Linked DNA regions of Homo sapiens: region 2 is linked to region 1. Evidence: chromatin loops called from intact Hi-C (ENCODE). Cell type or tissue: B cell. All regions are shown on one strand. Each heading gives the region's core, and the rest is flanking DNA. Links, peaks and the distances in the headings are about the cores only. Region 1 overlaps CAMK1D (calcium/calmodulin dependent protein kinase ID). Region 2 overlaps CDC123 (cell division cycle 123).

Evidence for each region. Hi-C counts contacts between places; a loop is a spot of excess contacts. Peaks named below come from ENCODE experiments on the same cell type or tissue, not always from the same donor. Only the 100,000 strongest peaks of a DNase experiment are listed, where the experiment ranks them.
Region 2: a loop joins it to region 1, with 20 times the contacts of the local background. A loop is called at or near these places in 16 of 110 quality-filtered maps.

What each region holds. Positions count from the first base shown.
Region 1 is chr10:12,652,075-12,663,640 of GRCh38, reverse strand. The region is part of intron 2 of CAMK1D (calcium/calmodulin dependent protein kinase ID); the gene reads right to left. MIR4481 (microRNA 4481) reads left to right here and starts at 10,444; the gene lies at 10,444-10,503. RefSeq lists a silencer at 6,757-7,051 and an enhancer at 7,380-7,439. In B cell, for the core only: CTCF peaks have their summits at 6,714 and 6,913 (motif pointing right); a DNase peak (open chromatin) is centred at 6,920; H3K27ac peaks cover 789 bases.
Region 2 is chr10:12,208,769-12,220,334 of GRCh38, reverse strand. It overlaps CDC123 (cell division cycle 123), which reads right to left. Exons shown (of 13, transcript NM_006023.3): 3 at 10,311-10,368; 4 at 10,013-10,045; 5 at 4,500-4,595; 6 at 2,868-2,974. Among named protein-coding and RNA genes, the nearest start is that of CDC123, 18 kb to the right of the region's middle. In B cell, for the core only: CTCF peaks have their summits at 5,267 and 5,469 (motif pointing left); a DNase peak (open chromatin) is centred at 5,374; H3K4me3 peaks cover 638 bases; H3K27ac peaks cover 2,252 bases.

The DNA of each region.
Region 1 (11,566 bases), core at 2,262-10,261:
CTCTGAATTTGGTGGAGAACGAGACACAAGAAAGGCAGTCTCAGCCCTCCTGGTACTCATGCACTGGCTGGAGCTAGAACGCTTCTCAGACAGCCTGTCTCACACTTACCAGAAATCAGCCTCCTGGTCATTAGTAATGACTCCTAGGACCAACAGAGAACTAGCTTCCACCTTCTTCCCATATATCCTGCACAGATTTGAGGGATATAATGCCTCTGCTTAGTCTTCTCAATGCTGACCAGTCTTCCTACAATACGGTTTATATTCTTCTCATTGCTCTATCATCACTCATTTGTCCAGACTCTAGCATTCAGATCTGGAAATACTGATCCCAGGGTAAAATACAGTATCATGAATACGGTATTAAATAGTAAAGTAGAGGCCGGGCACGGTTGCTCATGCCTGTAATCCCAGCACTTTGGGAGGCCGAGGTGGGCAGGTCACTTGAGGTCAGGAGTTCCAGACCAGCCTGGCCAACATGGTGAAACCCCATTCCTACTAAAAATACAAAAATCAGCTGGGCGTGGCGGCATGTGCCTGTAATCCCAGCTACTCAGAGGCTGAGGCAGGACAATCGTTTGAACCTGCGAGGCAGAGGTTGCAGTGAGCTGAGATCGTGCCATTGCACTCCAGCCTGGGCAACCAGAGCAAAACTCTGTCTCAAAAACAAAAACGAAAACAAAAACAAACAAACAAAAAAAACAAGGAAAGGAGAACTAGTAACCAACATGAACTGGATATTATACTTCTACCAATAAAAGCTAACAAGTTCATTGTCGTAGTTTTGAGCCAATGCATAACCACTGGCACACAGAAAATATAAACTCCAGGTAGGGAGGGATTTTTGACTGTTTCACTACTGTCACCCCAGTGCCAAACAAAGAGCATGGCACATAGTTAATTACTGAATATCCAGTTTAGGGCCAATTAAATCACCAGATCATTTTAATCTGAAGTTCTACCAAACACAATCTCCTTTTTTTTTTTTTGAGGCAGAGTGTTGCTCTGTCTCCGAGGCTGGAGTGCAGTGGTGCAATCTCGGCTCACTGCAAGCTCCGCCCCCCGGGTTCATGCCATTCCCCTGCCTCAGCCTCCCTGGTAGCTGGGACCACAGGCGCCCGCCACCATGCCCGGCTGATTTTTTGTATTTTTAGTAGAGACAGGGTTTCACCGCGTTAGTCAGGATGGTCTCCATCCCTGACCTCGTGATCCGCCCATCTCGGCCTCCCAAAGTGCTGGGATTACAGGCGTGAGCCATTGAACCCAGCCCACAATCTCCTTTCTTACTCGGGTTGATATTGTGAGAGCTTAATGTCTTCACCTTTAGCTTCATTAAATCCAATCATTCTGGATTCCATGCAGCGTTTCAGATGATCAGCAGTGTTCTGAATGTTGATTGACTCATCTATTGCTCTTATTATCCCTCCCAACTTTGGGCCATCTGTGTACTTGGTAAATATCCATCCCATGTGTCTTCATTCAAATTCCTAATTAAAATTTTAAATGGAAGGTTACATGTCAGAGCTCCATGGTATTCCACCAGAGACCCGCATCAAGATAACCATGACGTTAATCAGCTGGCTTCAATTGCTCTCTAGCTGCAAACCTAGCAGTACTATCATCTAGCCTGTGTTTTACCATCCCATCCATAAGGAGACAATTAGATGCTTTGCAGAAGTAGAATTCTTCAGCTCTACACACCACATAATACTATTTAAAAGGGAAATGGGATGTTCGGGAAGATTTGTTCTTAGTAACCCATGTTAGCTCCTAGCAACCACTACAGTCTTTACTAAATGATCACAAACCATCTGCTTAATTTTCTGTTCCAGAATTTTGCTGTGCATTGAAGTCAAGCTTTCCAGTCTATAGATCTCATCTTCTACCCTTTATATGTTTGGGAATTTTGACAACCTCTCTTACATTGTTTTCTCAAACATTTCAGCTGTGACTCTTCTGTGATAAGTGCAATTTCCTCAGTCCCCTGGGATGTCACAGATCTAAACCTAGTGATGAGCTAATTTTATAACTTTTGTTAGGCCTTGCTTACATTGCTGTTTTATTGTACCATTTATTGTTAACTATGTGTTAAGACTGCACTAAGTATTTTTAATTATTTCATTTACCATTAACAACAAGCCCATGAAGTAGGTATTATTTTCTCAATTTTTAAAAGAGGAGAAAATAAGGAAGGAGACTAAGATCCCATGAGGCTAGGTAAGTATTCCAAGATCACAGAACTCATAATTGTCATTGCTGAGATTCAATCTATGTCTATTCTCACTCCCTAGCCCATGTTAAAGCAATTACGCTATAACTTAACTAAGTTATGAGACTATCCAAGAGCTCATATAAATTCAGTTATTTCTATAAAATTAGAATATCTAAAGTCAAAGTATTAATGCCATCATTAACAATATAATATCCACTTCTGTGGGTGCAGAGATTTGTTGAATTATCTTGAATCTAGTGGATGTGCTCAAGATACTCGGTTGTAAACATCCTAACAGATGAAATTCCAGTGGGTCAGACAGAATCAGAAAAAGACATGTTGAAAAGCAGAAGGAATAGGGAGAAGTCCAGAGTAATTAGAAAGAGGTTCTCCTTAGCCCATATCTGCTAGTGTCATCAAAAAAGAGAATCAACTGAACAGAGAAAAGAGGCAGAGATGTCAGTTATAGGCAAATGGAAAATGGAGATTCTGTCAACTAGCACAGCGAAATCCCAGAGGTCAACACTCTTTCCAAAGTATGGCCAAGAGGATCTTCATCCATAAGGGATGTTGACTCTCAAACAGCAAAATGTCCTGAAATGTGCGTAATTCAAAGCCATAATAATGTCACTGAAAACAACTTCAGGTGATAAAAAGAAACTCAACTTAATTTTCATCACTTATCATTTACCAGGCCCAAAGTAAGCATGAGCTGACACATCTATATACAGAGAGAAAATGGTTTATATGGCAACCTACATGAAAGCCTCCATAATCTCCAATAATGCACAGAAATGGTAGAGGGAAGTGGGTCCAGGCAGAGAGAGTCAACTTGAATGGGAAAAAAGCACATGGGCATTGAAGCAGACTTCTGTCCATATAGTAACTGACAGCCAAGCAAGAAAACTCCAGAAAAAGCCAAGAAAACATTTTAAAATTAATTCATGCATAAAAAATAACTGATACCAAATGTACAAACAGGCCCCGTTACAAAGCCCCCAAGCTTTGTAAGGGAACATCAGGACCCAAAGGGTCAGCCTGCTACTGACTACACGTGCTTCTGTGGAGTGAGAGTAACATCTTCCCCTCCAGCCTCATGTACCCCAGTTCAAGGATTCACAAATTTTTAACTCCATGGCAAATGAGGAAAATTTAAGAAAAAGAAAGAAAAAGCAAAGCACAAAAGAGAGGAGAAAAAAAGTTCAGCATTTCTCACTTTTTCCATTCGATCATTTTACTGATCTGCAGGGCATCCCTGGAAGCAATTATGAGGTAATTCAGAGGAAGCAAAAGACCACAAAATGCCTTTCCTTGCTATTGCCATTCTCTAGTAATGGGCATTGACCTACTTAGGTTATGAACGCCAGATGAAGACAAGGGATGTAAGAAAATACAATCGGAAGGGAGAGACAAGAGTGAAACTGATTATAAGAGAGGATGAGGTGGGGATAGCGAGGCACAGATTGCCCTGCAATGTGCAAGGAGAAAGTTACGTCAACGAGCCGCAATCAGCTTCCGGTCCGCTTTTCAGGCACTTCCGGGTTTACAGTCTAGTCTGGGAAAGGCCTCTCTCCGCAAGCAAAGGCCATAGAGGACCAGGTCTTTCACTACCCACCATTGTCACTCTAAGCAGCCCAGAAAGCTGAAATTTTATTCACACAAAAAGAGAGGCGTGGTTCCCTGGCATGGAATTGCCTCAAAAGTACTTGAAGAATATTGTGATGTCTTGGCAAACCCTCCCGTTTATCTAAGTAAACGCTTATGTTTTTTCGAAACTGAAAAAAAAATCATTTCCTCCTTACTAGGGTCAAATTCTTGTTTTCTCACATTATAATCAGTGTGGGAAATAATGCTGAGAAAATTGGGATATTGTCAGTCACAAGAACAGTGATAGCACTGAAATATTGGCCAGATGGTATTAAAAGTAATACCTTTCATTTTAATAAACAGGCACATTGGCAGGTGTTATTTCATTCTGCAACAGCCTTATAAAGTAGGCATTATTATTCCTATCTCACAGATGATCACTCACAGTTTATAATCACTTAATTGTTCTCCCCAACTCCCTCTGGTCTCACTCTCTTCCTATCCATTTTCCGTGCTGTCTCCTGAGTGATCTCTCCAAAATATAGAACTGATAAAACTTCTTAGCATGAAATCCAGCACTGGCTCCCTGTAGTACAGGAGAAAGTTCAAACAACTGGCATGGCTTACAAGTCACTTGTTACTTGTGAAATGGGAAAAGTTCCCTTATCCCACTTGCAGGGTGTGCGACAGGGGGACTGGCTCACGTTCTCAGTGCCAGCTGTTGATAATCCTAGGGGAGCATGCAGACGGGCAGGCTGTGGGCCTCCGACCCCACAGCAGCATCTGGGGTGAATGCTTACAGCTTCCGAAGCCCCAGTGGGCATGTGTTACAGGGTGCTCTTTTAGTTTTGCCATCTGTAAGCAGCTTGTGTTAATCAGCTCTATTAGACCCTCTGCCTTATCACAAGGACAGAGGGCTTTCTGTATCCTGGGGTTCTTGCCTTGGTGTACCGGAAAAATCGGATCACACGTGGGCTTGGAGAATGAGTGCAAAGTTTCTTATGGAGTGGTAGCTCTCAGTGAGGTGGAAGGGGAGGCCAGAAGGGGAATGGAGTGGGAAGGTGGTTTCCCCTGGAGTCATGCTGCCCAGCGGCTGGGCTCTCCTCCAACTGCCCCAGCCAAACTCCACGTCCTTCTGCTGGTCAATGGCCTGATGGTGTCTTCTGCTGCCTGTGGGTCTGCCGGTGCATTCCTCTTGATGTCCAGCCATTTGTGTGTGTGCCCACTAGGGTCTCAGGGTTTTTATAGGCACAGGATGGGGACATGGTGGGCCAGGGTGGTCTTGGGGAAGGCAACATTTGGGCACAAAAACAGAAATGCCTGTCCTTACCTAGTTTTGTGCACATAGGCCTGGGGGTGGAGCACTAGGCATGGACCATGACTTTCCCTTTCCCAAGCACTTCCCTGCCCCCCTCCCCTATCACTTGGTCTTTACTTGCCCATCCCACATCATCTTCCACCCTGCCCCACACCAACATTTTACTGAACCCCGGCAGGTCTCGCACACCCCGCCCTCCCCAGCCATGCACACCTTCGTCTCTGAGTGTGCTCATCACTCTCCTGTCTTCTTACGAAAATACTCATCCTTTAAGACTCATTTCTCTATCACCTCCACTGAGAACCCTTTGCTGTTTCTCACAGCTTGCAGCACCAATCACCTTTCCTCTGGGTCACCCCAGTTCTTTGTTTTTTTTGAGACAGAGTCTCATTCTGTCACCCAGGCTGGAGTGCAGTGGCACGATCTCGGCTCACTGCAACCTCCACCTCCTGGGCTCAAGCAATTCTCCTCTCAGCCTCCCGAGTAGCTAGGACTACAGGTACGTGCCACCATGCCCAGCTAATTTTTGTATTTTTAGTAGAGACAGGGTTTCACCACATTGGTCAGGCTGTCTCGAACTCCTGGCCTCAGTTGATCCGCCCGCCTCAGCCTCCCAAGGTGCTGGGATTACAGGTGTGAGCCACCGCACCTGGCCCACCCCAGTTCTTGGATCACCTTGCTGTCTGTACTGCATTGTATCCAGGTATCTGTTTGTATGTAAATGTGTGTGTGTATATTTAAATGATCTTACAGGCAGAGTAAAACATCTAGAGGGATACATATCAAACCAGTGAGTAAACACTTCAGAAAGTACTAGAGTAGAAGATTCTCACTTTCCAGTTTTTCCTCAACTGGGGCTCTTCATCTGAACCACAGAACACAGAAAATGATTCAAGTGACTACTTTCTCAGTCCTCCAAGACAGCACCATTCTAGCTGCAAAGGAGAAAGTTAATTTAGTGTAGACAATAAATGTCTTAAGCATTAGCGCTTCATTCTCTCACTGAACCCAAGAACAGTCAAGTTGCTAAACTGTTGTATTGCCCAACTTTTACAGAAAGGTGTTTTTATTTATTTATTTATTTATTTATTTATTTTTATGAGACAGAGTCTCTCTCCATCACTAGGCTGGAGTGCAGTGGCACAATCTCAGCTCAATGCAACCTCAGCCTCCTAGGTTCAAGCGATTCTCCTGCCTCAGCCTCCCGAGTAGCTGGAACTACAGGCATGCGCCACCACACTCAGCTAATTTTTGTATTTTTAGTAGAGACGGGGTTTCACCATGTTGGCCAGGATGGTCTCGATCTCTTGACCTCGTGATCAGCCTGCCTCGGCCTCCCAAAGTGCTGGGATTACAGGCATGAGCCACCGTGCCTGGCCAGAAAGGTGCTTTTAAAAAGTTCTTGATGAAAATCATTAACCAAGTTCACCAAGTTTACCAAAATATATCCATAAAAGTGCACACAAAAAGAAATGCATACTGATTAGTGGAATTGCACAAGCAATCAAGAGATTAGCTTGCGTCTTAGCTCTGATACATCTAACTGCAAGACTTTGAACAAGTCGTTAAATACTTTCTGATTTGATTTCTCATTTGTTAAATGAACATCAAAATATGTCATCTTGTTATTTATCTATCCACGTGTATATATATGTGTTTATGTAAAAAAAATGTATATACACACACACATGTAACATATTACTGTATAGTTAGAGATCTTGTGTTGTAGACCATAGGCCACTTCAAGAAATGAGCAGAATTCAAAATCCTAAGCTTCAAATCACCTCTCTTTGCTGCCAGAAGATGGAGCTATACTCAATGGGCAACTAAGGAGCCAAGACTATGATACCTAAATCAACTAAGCTCTTAAGTCTGTAAGCTAGTTTTGTTGTTGTTTTTTAAAGATTAAGTACTACATGTTGATACTGATTGTGAAATGAGTTTTTCCTTGAATCCTTATAAACAAACAAACAAATGACAATAAAAACCCTTGTGCACAAATGGCGGTTTTTTTCTTTTCTCTTTTTTTTGAAACAGGGTCTCTCACTCCGTCACCCAGGCTGGAGCGCAGTGGTGTGGTTTCGGTTCACTGCAACCTCTGCCTCCCAGGCTCAAGTGATCCTCCCACCTCAGTCTCCCAAGTAGCTAGGACCACAGGCATGTGCCACCACACCCAGCTAATTTTGGCATATTTTTGTAGAGATGGGATTTCACCATGTTACCCAGGCTGGTCCTGAAGGTATTTTCTTAATAGCACCCCAGGCCTCCTTAGTACAATGCAGGGTACCCACTGTGGGGGCATAGCTAGCACTCATATGTGTAGGGATGCAGTGCTAGAGCCTGTAATGGTCCCACAGGAGGGGCATCAACGAGCTGGTTCTGTCTCTGACACTATGACCACATTCTGGTCACATCCCCTTCCTGGGTCTCGGTTTCCTTGTCTAGAAATCAACCAGCCAGACCAGAAAGTCCCCAAGGTCTCTTCCAACTCTAACAATCAATGAATCTAAACTTATAATGAGGCAAAGTGCATTAAGGTATCTATGAGAACCATCAACTTTGACTCTAAGTCCATATTCAGTGTTCTCTGGAATAGTCTTTGCTACACAGAAGCCTGGTGACAACTTGTGCATCAATAGGTTCTTTATCTGCACAGACAAGTTTGTCAGCTGGACACAGAACAGAATTTTCTTGAGACATGAAGTTGTTTACACAGAAAAGACCCACTTTTCCTTCTCCCACATCAGCATCCACAATGCCTGGACTAATACAGAAACGCCCAAGTGATTTGCTCTTGTCTAGAATGGCTCTAGAGGTCCAGCTGAGGCCTGGCGGTCTTTCGACCAAAGGAGAAATAAGTTAGGTCCAGTTCAGTGTGAAAAATCCAGTGTGAAAAATCCAGCACATATCAACACTCAAGGAATGTTTATGGAAGAATGAATGAATGAATGAACAATTAATTCTCACCTTCCAAAAGTCTTACAGACTCCAGACATTCCAAAGCTACACACCAGAATGAAAAAAGGTTCTAAGATTTGACTGTGTATTTCTTTCCTATTTCTGTTACCATCCATGAGAAGTTACCAGTGAATGGGTGATACAGTTTGGATAGTTTTTCTTGCCCAAATCTCATCTTGAATTTCAATCCTCAATGCTTGAACATGGGGTCTAGAGGGCAGTGTTCAAGTCATGGGGGTGGATCCCTCATGGCTTGGTGCTGTCTTTGCGACAGTGGCTTCTTGTGTGGCACCTCCCCCTCCCACTCTCTCTCGATCCTGCTTTCACCATGTGACATGCCTGCTCCCCCTTTGCCTTCCATCATGAGTGTAAGTTTCCTGAGGTCTCCCTAAAAGCCGAGCAGATGCCAGCACTATGCTTCCTGTACAGCCTGCAGAACTGTGAGCCAATTAAACCTCTTTTCCTATAAATTACCCAGGCTCAGGTATTTCTGTATAGCAATGCAGGAACGGCCTAATCCAATGGGTCTCAAGCTCAGATACGTGCTAGAATTATCTGAGGAGTTCCAAATGTACTAATAACTGGAACATTTTTGGAGATTATGATTTGATTGGCCTGCGGCGTGGCCTAGGCGTAACAAGTTCTTTATAGTTTCTCCAGTGATTCAAACGTGCAGCCAAGTTTGAGAACCACTGGTAAGTCATTTATTACTAAATTACTGAGAATCTTAGGTCATGGGAAAGGGTTCAACTTTAGATACTTCAGAGCTGATAACTTCGTGGCTTCCGTGCCCATTTTAAATTTATCTAGGCTGAATACATTTATTTGATAATAAGTCTGATTTTTAAAGGTTAAGATCCAGGGTGTCCTAAGGATAAAGATTTAAGGCTACATGGCCAACCCATTACTCCTCTCAGGATAAGAATATGAAAAAAATAACATTTCTTAGCAAGTATAATAGTATTAGCAACTAATATTTCTTAGCAAGTAGTATTAGTAATACTTCTTCTACTATTTCTTAGCAAGACTTTGAAACACTAACACATTTAAAGGAATACTGTCATTTCCTTCTTTGAATCTTTTGGTAACTTTTTGTCAAAGGGTAATATATATTTCTGTGGGCATTTTAAACATGAAAATTAGCACCAGGAGTCTCAGAAAACATTAAGGTGTTTACCCGCCTTGAAACAGAGATTAACTCTTGTAGCTTGGATTTCCTAGCTTCACTGATGTGAGAACCCACATACACCAAATCACCTTAGAAAGGGAAATCTCAGAAAGCTTGTTTCAGATTCACTGTGGATGCTTACAAGGTGAATTTAGAAGCTATTCCTGTATGAAATACTGTTAATGACACAGAACTGCTGGGGTGTATCCTGCAGCTTCCTTCACATACTCTGTGCCCCAGATTGAAGACGCTGGGCTTGAATTCAGGAAGCATCTTTGAGGTTTCTAGCTCTGAACACTTGCATTTATATGAGGATAAGTAAGTGGAAGGGAAACAAAATAATGCACTGGAATCTAGGGGAAAGGTATTGTTTCTTTTTTCTTTCCTACCACTAATGTCCTGTGCTTTCTCTGTGCTGATACCCACATGGAAGGGTCCATATTTCACAACTCAAACCCATGACCATGTCAAGCCAACAGGTGCCCTGAATAGCACCTACTGAAATTGGAGGACCCAGTGCTGCTCTTTCATTCAAACGAGATAATGAAGCATCAGGAACACAGGCCAAAATGATCCTAGGCATTGCACTAAAGCTACTGGGGTATGGCAACATTTATTTAGAAAGTGGGAAGCCAATTGTAAAAGAAAAAGATGAGATGAAAATAGTAAGATGAAAAACAGAGAGGGAAGTCTGTTTTGAACAACCATCTAATTTCAGTTCACTGTCAGACTTAGGGGGATTGAACTCATACTGTATAATGTTCCTCATCATTCTGGGAAAGTGCCCACATTCAGAGATGATGGTGCAGAATTGAGTGTTCTTTAATTTTTGCACATCAGTAATTAACGTTGTCACATGGTTGGCTCAGGTCACACTCAGGCTTCAGATAACCAGGCACATTCCAATGGAAGAAAACATCTTTCAAGCACTCATATGTTGGGAATGAATTAGGGTGTTTGTGGTTCATTGTATGTGTGTTTTTAAACATAATTTCTTATTTTCTGATCATCTCTATCAGTGTGCATAATAAGGACAACTCTGTGCTATGGTATGAATATTTGTTTCCTCCAAAACTCACACTGAAATGCAATCCCTAATGTGGCAGTATTGTGAGGTGGGGCCTTTTAGAGGTGACTGAATCACAAGGGTTCTGCCCTTATGAATAGATTAACCCATTTGTGGATTAATGGGTCATCACAGGAGTGGGCTGGTGGTTTTTTAAGAGGAAGGGAGACCTAAGCTAGCACATGAGCACGCTCAGCCCCCCAGCCATGTGATGCCCCACAATGCCTCAGGACTCTGCAGAAAGAGTTCCCCACAGCAAGAAGGTTCTCACTAGATGCAGCCCCTCCACCTTGGACTTCCCAGCCTCCACAACTGTAAGAAATAAAGAAAAGGTTCTTTATAAACTACCCAGTTTCAGCTATTTTGTTATAAGTTATAGAAAACGAACTAAGACACCGTATTCTTTCTTAAGAATTAATTTCTTCATAACTGAGATGAGTCACAATTAAAAAGAGCAGCATGTTTTGCTTTGTTGATGTTTTTTAAACGAGGGGTGTGTAATACACATCCACCTCTCCAAATTGCAGTTTTATGATAGATCATTGTTAAATGCTAAGGTGGTCTGAGCTTATAGTTCTATTATATCCTGCTAATAAAAGACTATGATCAAGGATGTCAACTCAAGAAACTTCCTAGTGTAACCTCCAGGGCTATTTGCAAATTCTCAGGAATGACATTACAAATAGGTTGTGGCTAATAAACTCGTTACTATTCACCTAGTTTTCTTTCTTTCTTTTTTTTTTCGAGATGGAGTCTCGCTCTGTCGCCCAGGCTGGAGTGCAGTGGTGCACTCTCTGCTCACTGCAAGCTCCGCCTCGTGGGGTCACACCATTCCCCTGCCTCAGCCTCCCAAGTAGCTGGGACTACAGGCGCCCGCCACCACGCCCGGCTTTTTTTTTTTTTTTTGTATTTTTAGTAGTGACGGGGTTTCACCGTGTTAGCCAGGATGGTCTTGATCTCCTGACCTTGTGATCCGCCCATCTCTGCCTCCCAAAGTGCTGGGATTACAGGCGTGAGCCACAGCACCCAGCCCTAGGGAATTTGTTTTTAAAGAAGACTCTCCTACTAAAAAGTGAAGAAAAATAAACAAACAAAAAACAGAATAAAGATGGGGGCAAGGGAGTGGAGGGAACCAGTGTAATCAACAATTCAAAAGTGAAATTAAAAGCTTTCTTCCCCACTCCAACTAGTAAAGACTATTACTGACACATTTTCAAATACAAAGAGAAGATCTTCCCTCAAAAAGTTATTTCCGGC
Region 2 (11,566 bases), core at 2,269-10,268, 440 kb after region 1:
CCATCCACTGGAACATCAGTTAAACGAAGATAAAAAGCAAGACGTAGCTTAAGAGGAGGCAGCTGATCATTAAATTGCAAAGCTGATTTAAAAAAAACATCAGCCTCAGAATTAAAAGCAATTTATAGTTAGTTCTGGAAAGGCAAAAGTGTCTTCCCACACTCACTGCAACTGACACTAAAGGCATATAAAAATCCTTATAAGGGCCAGGCACAGTGGCTCACGCTTGTAATCCCAGCACTTCAGGAAGCCAAGGCGGGCGGATCACGAGATCAGGAGTTCAAGACCAGCCTGACCAACAAGGTGAATCCGCTTCTCTACTAAAAATACAAAAATTAGTTGGGCATGGCCGGGTGCGGTGGCCCACGCCTGTAATTCCAGCACTTTGGGAGGCCTAGGCAGGCGGATCACGAGGTGAGGAGATGGAGACCATCCTGGCTAACGTGGTGAAACACCGTCTTTACTAAAAATACAAAAAAAAATTAGCTGGGCGTGGTAGCCATGCGCCTGTAATCCCAGCTACTTGGGAGGCTGAGGCAGAAGAACTGCTTCAACCCAGGAGGCGGAGGTTGCAGTGAGCCAAGATTGCACCACTGCACTCCAGCCTGGGCGACAGAGTGAGACTCCGTCAAAAAAAAAAAAAACCATTATCAGTTGAATTATCAAGTAGACAGCATTTTCAGTGTAACATATTTTAAGACCTCTTAAAGCATTAGATGTCAAAAAGCTTTACAATGGAAAAAAGAGCCACAACTTTGTTCTATTTTTCAGAGGGTATCTCCTAGAATGAAAATACTACTGGTTACTAAAACAGGCTACCAACACCTGTGCCAACACAACCAGAGGGTTGACAATTAAATGTCAAAACAATACTTGCTCAGGCACAGAAGGATCACTTGAGACCAGGAGTTTGAGACCAGCTTGGGCAACATAGTGAGACCCCATCTCTATTAAACACACACACACAGACACAGACACACAGACACACACCACACACACACACTTTTTTCTATAAAACTAGAAATACCAATACAAGTAAAATCCTTATACAATAAACATGTAATACGATGTAACACAACCACACTCACTGATTACTTAACTTCCCTTTCTTGAATTAATATAATACTACAACCTTATGTCCAAGCTGCAGAGCTCACACGCCAGAGTTGATGCACGACCGACACGTAGTGAACTTAAGTTATTCATGCCACGATCCACTTCAAAAAAAGGATTTGAGTCTGACATGGAACGAACTGGCAGGACAAACTCAACTGGACAGGGCGGAAGTGGCATGCTTATGCAAGATTTTCACTCTCATGCTCCTGCTTCTAGGTTCTGGGATATGCTTTAAAGACCAGTTTAAAGATGAGTTTACCTGAGATAACTGGTCTGTTTAAGATGCAACAGGAAGAAAAACCTAGAAAAATAGCTGCTATTTGAAGACAACAAAAGAAGCATAAAGAGAGCACCTGCGGCTCAGCAGGGCAGGTATTCCGTCCACCTACAACGCTGACTGCACTGTCAAATTCTTTAGCTATAGAGTGACTGGCAAAAGGAAAGAAATACAGCAATTCCACTTCTAGAAACTTATCCTAAGGAGAAAATTAGGGGAGTGCACAAAGAGTTAGCTCAAGGATATTCATTGCAGCTCTGGAAGAACAGAGGGTAGGTCAAATATGTCATGGTACAGCTCTCCAGAGGCGCAGCACTAAGGGAATGGAAAATAATGAATTTAGACACGCAATGATGTCACACTGGTAAGTGCAAAAGCAGCCCACTAAGAAATATAAACCACAGGCTTGGCGTGGTGGCTCACACCTGTAAGCCTAACACGTTGGGAGGCCAAGGCAGGCAGATCACAAGGTCAGGAGTTCGAGACCAGCCTGGCCAATATGGTGAAACCCTGCCTCTACTAAAAATATAAAAAATTAGCCGGGTGTGGTGGTGCATGCCTGTAGTCCCGGCTACTTGGGAGGCTGAGGCAAGAGAATCGCTTGAACCCAGAGGTTGCACTGAGCTGAGATCGTGCCACTGCACTCCAGCCTGGGAGACAGAGTGAGACCCTGCCTCAAAAAAAAAAAAAAAAAGAAAAAAAAAGAAATACAAACTATAGGATCCCATTAAAAAAATCTGTATATAGGTAGAGATAGATGTATTTATATTATATTTATCTATAGATAGAATTCTAGAAATATAATAACCAATTGTGGCAAGATCATGAGTGCTTTTGTTTTTGTTTGTTTTGAGATGGAGTCTCGCTCTGTCGCCCAGGCTACAGTGCAGTGGCACGCAATCTCGGCTCACTACAAACTCCGCCTCCCGGGTTCAAGCCATTCTCCTGCCTCAGCCTCCCGAGTAGCTGAGACTATAGGCACGTGCCACCACGCCCGGCTAATTTTTTGTATTTTTAGTAGAGACGGGGATTCACTATATTGGCCAGGCTGGTCTTGAACTCCTGACCTCAGGTGATCCACCTGTCTTGGCCTCCCAAAGTGCTGGGAATCCCAGGCGTGAGCCACCGCGCCCGGCCATGAGAGCTTTTATATTTCCTGTTTTTATTTAGCTGTAATCCCTAATTTTGCTTTTCTATGATAAATATTTATCAGTTTTATAATAGAAAAAAAATTACTGAAATGTTTAATGGGCAGAGACGCAGGAAGTCCTTAACATTTTCAGATATTCATTATACACCATTTTCTATAAAGGGAAAAGAAAGATTTGCTTTAACAGGTCATTTTGGCAATATGAAATAGCTTTGTTATATGGAGCTATGATTTATAATAGTACTATAAGTAATGGAATTTCATCTATAGAGAAATTTGCACAAATACTGAAACTATTGACATGAGAGAATAAGAGATACTTACGGCTGAGTGAAGTCACGAGTGATGAAATCGGAACTCTTGAAAAGCAGAAAGATGTCGCTGAGGGTTTTACATTTCAGAGAACTATTCATTGCTATCCAATACGCATCCTAAAGAATGAAGCACATGCTATTTAGTCCATATTCCATGTTGGCTGCTATGAATGCTCAGGCCTATAACAAAATCAATAATGCATATCACTTCAAGGGTTTAAGGAAGAAAGTCAAGTAAATTTAAGCAGTACTGTCAAATGTTAAATTATGCTTAACAACAAAAAGCGTCACCACTGCATTTCAGACACTTGGTTATGAACACTGAGATGTCAGGGTCCTCACATTTCAGCCCAGGCCTAAGTACTTCCCAGTGTTTTTCTTACTGATAATAGAAGAGAAGAAAATGAGGTATCAGAAACATCGACATTTTGGCTACAAGATTAAGGTAGTAAAGAAATAGCCTGACCAGCTACTCTCCAAGAAAAGAGAGATCAATTTCCACTCTTCCCGTTTCTGGGGAGTGGCAGCCAAACACTTGAACTTTGGCGGCTGGAGCAGTTACACCCCACGTCTATCAAATCTGAAAGAGAAGGAGGTGAGCTATTCTGAACCACTACAACTTTAAATGGTGAATGTCTCATACATAAGAACAAAAGATGGGAAGGCAAATGCAAAGCAGGCACAAAGCTCAGTGGAACATGCCTAAAAATTACAGAATAATTAAGTCATTTAAAAAATACAACTCTCCCACAGACAGATCAGACACAGGATATAACAGAATTTTGAGAAAACTAACAGTTGCAAACCACTATCCAGTTATCCACACTACATGGAAGAAAAGTACTAAAATATTTGAAAACAGCTACCTCTGGGGAGTAGGAAATGGTGAAGTAAAATAGGTGTCAAGACCTGCTGATTTTCATGGCAAGCTTCCAAATCTATTTGAAATTTTAAATTCTGTACATGTAGAGTATAATTAATTTTTAGAAGTAAAAACAAAAAAGAAAAAATAATAAAAGTAAAAACAAAACTTAGATTAAGTACAAATTATCATTCATTTTAGAATAAAAAAGGCATGAGATAACTTTTGAAATTACAAATAGGTCTCTGATTCCTTAAATAAGCTTTGCTAATACAAAACTGTTTTCTATTGGATTAAAACAACTAACGGATTTTTCCACAGGCCTTAACTTTTATAAAAATCTTGTCAATGCAGTATTAAAATAATAAGACACAATTTAAGAAAAGATCAGTTGACTTCTCCAACCACTCTATTTCTATAGCCTATGACACTATTACTTTTTTTATTTTTATTACTTTTCAACAAAGAAAAATTTCTCTGTTAAACTGAACAGCTGAAGTTTTGAAAAGGGCAGAGTATGAATTTCCTCAGAATTCAAAAACAATCAGCAACACAAGACGTGGAAACTACCTTTTGGCAGAATATACAGTATTTCACAGACCCAGGCAAGTGTATAGCAAAATCCGGAAAGTAAAACAGTAGAGGGAAATTAATAATAAATTCCACAGTATTTTTCCTAGAATTAGGAATATAATTAGACCCTCTGTAGGGATATGAAATGAAATAAACAGCAAAACAAAGAATATTCAAACAGTAAGAGAATTACTTATGTGTTCCTACCCTTGGGGCACTCCAATTAAGCTTAGGAAAGACACTGCCCCCGAGGGAATTGATAGCTTCCTGGACTTTAGTGGCAAACTCAGGAAATTCTGGTGCCTACAGAGAGAGAAGAAATCATTGGGCACGTCAATATCATCACAGTATATATATAAAACAAGATCAAAATCTCAAGGTTATAGTTTAGGGTGTTAAAAACAGAATTTAGAATACAAATTACTATCAGAATTTCTGAACCCAGCTAAATAAAATCAGTGATAAAGTACATTTACCAAAAAGAGAAATAAAATAATCAGCTGCTTAAATGGCATTTTCCAGACAATCAAAGCCTGCAAAGCTGAAATGACACAAGTCACTAGGCTTCTGAGGATGTGAGGAAGGAGTGAATGGTTCTCTGTACACCGACATAAAACCAGCATTCATCAAGAGAAAATAGACAGGTGGAATATCACCTGTAGCAATACTCTAGTTGTCAGAAATAACATCCCTACTTGAAGAGCTAGAAGCCCTTCCACTTGCAGGAAGAGTCTTAGCCATATGGTATTCCCCAAAGCCACGGAGAGAATGAAAAATAAATGATGTGGCAAACTGTATTTAAACACTGCTATTTCCAGACAAGTTTTAAAACAAGCAAAACTCAAAATGTGAACCTTAGTCAAGGTAAAACGTTCTTTCCTGTTTGGATGATTTTTAAAATGCATATTTTATATAAGCTAGTGACCAAAACGTTCTGTGTTTGTTTCGACCCGGAAGTGAATAGAAATACTGCTGTTAAACAGGAACTTAAGCCTGATGTCATTATGTCCTGCCTTGAGCCTAGGTCACTATCACAGGAGCTTATGGACATAAGAAAGAAAAAAAGGTAAGTAAGAGAGGGGGAAGTAGGGCCCTCAAGAGACATAAAAAAACAAAAACATTAACAGATTCTCCACGCAGTCATTAATTTTCATTTATACCCTGTAAAGAGGATTGCTGCCCCCTATCGGGCAACTATAAGTTCTGAAAAAATCCAGTAATCAACTTCTTCCCTAGGAAAAAAAAAAGACAGACTACATCTTGAATTAACTAAACTACACATTCCAAGATGACATCAAATAGTTATGTGGATCCCCAAGATCTAACCCAGCTATGCGAGAGAAAAAACTGTGACAAGAGTCTGAGAAAAGACCAAAGAAATGAGTTTTAAAACATGGTCATATATCCCCCAAAACAAGAAACAGCTTTGAGCAAAAGGCTAGGGAATAAAAACGAGAGCTTAAGGTCCAATTAGGCTGCCTTTCTTTCTGTTACAGATAAATCTGACCTCTAGACTGGTTAATAACTATCTATCTTCCACTAGACGACTTCAGCTTAGATACATGAAATGAGACTAGAGTAATTTAGAGAGGTTTTCAAAATGAACAGCAGCACTGAGTCCTTTATTTTCCATTCATCTCTCCCCATCCAAAGCAATTATGATTTATGTGAGGGCATTTCCTTATAATTGCCTGAAGCGGCTGACTTGGCTCCCCTACCGCTCTAGCCATAAACCCCACTTCTGTGAGATGGGCACTGGCAGTATTTCCTATGAACGGCATTGTTGCACAAACTTTACAACGGGAAAGAATTCAACTTTCAAAGACAAAGCAATTTAATTTTCCTATCCCATAAAGCTTGACATCTAAGGATTACTTTTCATGTATGCCTTTTAAAAGATGTGATCAGTCCCCTCAAATCCTCAAAATTATTCAACTTTAGGATAACCTGCCATAAGAATCCTAAAACAAATTTAAATTATAAAAAGTTTATGCACAGTCTTAAGTGGAAGACTATGTACTGTTTACATACAGCACAACCTTCTAGGTTATCTGTTTTTAGCCAGGTCTGTGAGCTACTTTACAACTTGGCAAATTCTAGGTAAGTGATAGTGACATGAACTAATTCTTACGGACAGGCAATTTCTATCTCATCTGGAAGAGGTCCAATTGTCTTTTCTCCCATACTGCAGGGAGGCAAAACCAGTTTTGCCTCATTTACATACTCATTTCAATATTCCTGATCTAAAAATATATCTTTTCTTTGGATTCTCTTTTGAACCAGTTCTAACAATCTGTCTGGTTCCCTCATGAGTTAAATAACATCTTCAACACGCATTAAAGAGTTTTATATGAGTCATGATTTTACCATTTTCTATAAATTATCTATCAAAATCACGGAACTAACACTGACACAATACAGATCTTATTCAAAATTTGCCAAGTGTCCTAGTAACGTCTTCTACAGAAAAAAAAAAAACTGAAACTTTTTTTCTGGTCCAGGCATCCAGTCTAGCCAGAATCATGGACTAAATCTAGTTGTCAGGTCCCTTTAATCTTCTTCAATCTGTGGCAGTTCCTCTCTCTGTTGTTCTTACCATTTATGACCTTGACGTTTTTGAAAAGTTCAGGGCAACTACTCTATACAATTTCTAAAAGTTGAGTCTGTTGGATGTCTCCTCCCAAGCAGACTCAGGCTGCGCAGCTGTGACAGGTGGTGTCCTTCCCATGCATCGTATCAGGAGGCACACATGACAGGTCTGTCCCATCACTGACAAGGTTAATACTGATCACTTGGCTGCCAGGTCTTTGCATTGTAACATTACTATTTTTCTTTGCGCAAACAGTAAGTAATTTGGGTGAAGATACTTAGAAAAGATGGAACTATCCTCTTTCTCACTGTATATTCACCCACTAATTTTAGCATCTATTCAATCAAATATTATTACAATGGTTGCCAAATAGTAATTCCTAATTCCATCATTCCTACTACATGTATTAGTTAGTGCCTTTAGTACTATAAAGACAAGCTTCCTTTTTTCCCCACTTATTTAATCACTTATGTATGTCACTATGGGATCAGCAATTCTTATTTTAGTCAATAGGTCATAACCTATTCTTATACTTCACATAGAGTATCCCTTATCCAAAATGGGTAAGACCAGAAGTGTTTTGGATTTCAGAATATTTGCATATACATAATGGGGATGGGACCCAAATCTAAACACAAAAGTCATTTACGTTTCATATACACCTTATGCACACGGCCTGAAGGTAATTTCATTTTTCCCTTGGGGAGGCTGAATGAGCTGGGTTGTGCACCTGCATTGTGGCTGTACCTGTCACATGAGGTCAGGTGTGGAATTTTCCACTTGTGGTGTCATGTTAGTGCTCGTAAAGTTTTGGGAGCTAAGCATGCTGGCACACACCTGCAGTACCTGCTACTCAGGAAGCTGAAGCAGAAGGATCACTTGAGCCCAGAAGTTTGAGTGCAGCCTGGGCAACACAGTGATAGTCAGTCTTTTTAAAAAGTTTTGGAATTTGGAGCATTTTCAATTTTGAATTTGGGGATTAAGAATACTCAAACTCTATTTGTTATGATGCTCATATTTTTAGACAGTGAGAGCCCAAAGCTAGCTTCTGGCATCTTTTTGTCATGTCACATCATTGTTTCAGCACTTCCACAGTTTCTGGCACAAGTTGTTGCAGGCTCATTTTTACTTTCCCAATCCCAGTCCAGAATATCTCCAAGAAGCTTCAATTTTGTTTAGTGGAGAATGGTATTTAGAAACCAAGATCAAGGCATCAGGCGTGCTCACTGCTACCAGGATGTTACATGTCATTGATTCTAAAACTTCTTAGTGAGCAGAGTTTGGTAAATACACACACACACCTTTATATTATTAATTGCTGTATCTATCATCTATACATATTTATTTTATTTTATTTTATTTTTTGAGACGGAGTCTCTCTCTGTCACCCAGGCTGGAGTGCAGTGGCGCAATCTTGGTTCACTGCAACCTCCACCTCCTGGGTTCAAGCAATTCTCCTGCCTCAGCCTCCCAAGTAGCCGGTATTACAGGCGTCTACCACCATGCCTGGCTAGCTTTTTGTGTTTTTAGTAGAGACGGGGTTTCACCATGTTGGTCCTCAAGTAATCCACCCACCTTGGCCTCCCAAAGTGCTGGAATTACAGGCATCGGCCACCGCGCCAGGCCCATCTATACATATTTAAAAATGAGTTGATACTGATACTCCCCACCACTATTAAAATCCAGGTCAGATACCACTTGTCCTGTCAGGCATTCTGGTGCCCTCAGCTGTAACTGCTGTCTCTGATCTGACAGCACTGTCATCTCCCCCTGCCTGTGTCACCTTTCCCACTGGTTTACAAACCCCTAATGGTGGAAATGAAATCATATTCATCTTTGTTCATCTCACGGAATCTAGTTTAGTGCCCTGAGTATGGCAGATAAGTAACATTTACATGACACTGAATGGAATTTTCATAAAAGGAGAGTGATCTGAATGGCATCTGGAGTAAATGAAACACGCAAACTTTCCACTTAGGCACCTGCTGGCAGGCTTCCCTTTTTAAATCTAAAGAAATATGTCAGTTTTGAGCAGCTCCACTTCTTTTTTTTTCTTCTATCCTGGCAATCATATCTTGTTCATTAAAATAAACAAGTATCTTCTTATCTAGAGCTGGATTAGAACAGACCCTCCCACAAAACTAGTTTTCTGTATTTCTGCCTTTACATTTACTTGTAAGGAGTTTCACTAAAAACTTTCCCGTCAACTCAAGGTATGAGGAGTTTCATTCACCTATTTTTAGAAATAGATCATTTGCTTCACTCACTCCTTTAAAAATACCTTCATTTAAAAAATTTTAGGTTAACTTTCACAACAGCACTCTTATCCTGAAACACTGTAATATGCTTGATAACTTCTACATTTTTATGTAAAACACTGGTAAAAGTCACATACCTCTCTACTCTCGCTTGAAAGAAACAGTAATTTTTATGCCATTTAAATACGCTTGAGGCCAGGTGCTGTGGCTCAGAACTGTAATCTCAGGACTTTGGGAGGCCGAGGCGGGTGTTATCACATGAGGTCAGGAGTTCGAGACTACCATGGCTAACATGGTGAAACCCTGTCACTACTAAAAATACAAAAATTAGCCGGGCATGGTGTCAGGTGACTGTAATCCCAGCTACTCAGGAGGCTGAGGCAGGAGAATAGCTTGAACCTGGGAGGCGGAGGTTGCAGTGAGCCAAGATCACACCACTGCACTCCTGCCTGGGCGACAGAGCAAGAATCTGTCTCAAAAATAAATACACAAAACAACTAACTAACTAAATAAATATACTTGAATAAGGAAATACAGATTTTCACTTTATGTTCCAGAGATTTAGGAATCTCAGAGTTTAATGTTAGGCGTAATTCCTTCTTGCAGAGAGTCAGAGCTTAACAGAAGTCAAGGCATCAAATACGCACTCGAAATATTTCCTTTGCAATCAAAGGGAAAAAGGGCAAATCATGTTTGCCTGCTAAATGATGCTTCAAGTTATTTTTCAAAATAAAAACGACAGCCCACAGGGAAAATAATATATGAGATGGTGACTGACTAGGAATTTAAGAGAGGTATGCACTTAAACCTTGACGCTAACCCTTGTGTGACAGTGTGAGGCTGTCCCCACGCTGAGTCTGCTGTGCTCTTACCGTAAGCGTGGCTGTGTTCTCATCATCAGACCACTGCATGAAAAAGAGGAAAAAAATAAAACATTAAATTTAAATACTGCACTGGGCTTCAAAAAGCAGTGCTCCATCTAAAAATTATAAATCAAACAGGAGACATCTTTTCCGGAATACAGCATATGTGAAAATATATGTCAAAGTAAGATTCTCACGTAATTTCTCATTTTATCAGATGTAAGATAAGATCTACAAGTCAGAACCATCTCAGAGATCATTTAAATTACAACAGTCTACAGAACAGATTATTTTATTTGGTACCAACCTGTATTTCTTCTGCTTCATCATCACTGTCTGGCTGAGAATGTGTTGGTGGATCATCCCTAAAAAAACACAAACAAACATCAAGAAAGAAAAGGACTTGGGCACCGCATGCTCCTAATTTCAGGGGTACTGAGTATATGTTTTTAAATAGCCTTAAAATTAGGCTAGGTGTGGTGGCTCACACCTGTAATCCTAGCACTCTGGCAGGCTGAGTGAGTGGATCGCTTGAGGTCAGGAGGTAGAGATCAGCTTGGACTACATGGCAAAACCCTGTCTCTACAAAATACACAGAAATTAGCTGGGCGAGGTGGCATGCGCCTGTAGTCCCAGCTATTTGGGGGGCTGAGGTGGGAGGACTGATCACTTGAACATGGGAGGTCGAGGCTGCAGTGAGTTAAGATCGTGCCACTGCACTCCAGCCTGGGTGACAACGTAAAACACTGTCTCAAAAATAAATAAATAAAAATAAAAGCCTTAAAATTGAAGAACAAGGCCAGTCATGGTGGCTCACACCTGTAATTTCAGCACTTTGAGAGGCTGAGATGGGAGGATTGCTTGAGCCCAGGAGTTTGAGACCAGCCTGGGTAACACAGAGACTCTGTCTTTACAAAAAAATTAAAAATTATCCAGGTGTGAAGGAGAACACCTGTGGTCACAGCTATTCAGGAAGCTGACACAGAAGGATCCCTTGAGCCCAAGAGTTTGAGGCTACAATGACCTAAGATCACACCGCTGCACTATAGCCTGGGCAAGAGAGTGAGACCCCGTCTCAAAAAAAGAAGAAATAAATAAATGAGAGTACAGTTGCATGAAGAGATGACAGAATAAAACCTTTCTGTCCTGTTCTCAGATATCATTAAAAACAAGGGAAAGGGAAAAAAAGACTCCATTGCTGATAATACTGAGAATCATCTAGACTCTGAACCTCAGTATATGAGAAAGTTCTCTCAAGAAAGGAAAGATGGAATAGGATAAAGGAAGACACCAGAAGCGAATGTCTGAAGACCTGTCTACACAGATGATGGAACTACTGTGGGGGCAAAACCAAGAATCTTTTCTTTGCACAGTGAAAACAGGGTGTGCGGGCTGGTGTCAGAAATTCATTCTGCATCTAGACTGAACCACAGCAAAGGGTGAGAGAGAGAGGGGAAAATAAACAGGCATGCTGTCTTTGAAGAAGGCAGAAGCAAAGCGAGGTGTGCAGTCCTCATTAGGGAAGAGGAGTTGGACTGGCGGGAGCAGAAGAAAGCAAAAAGA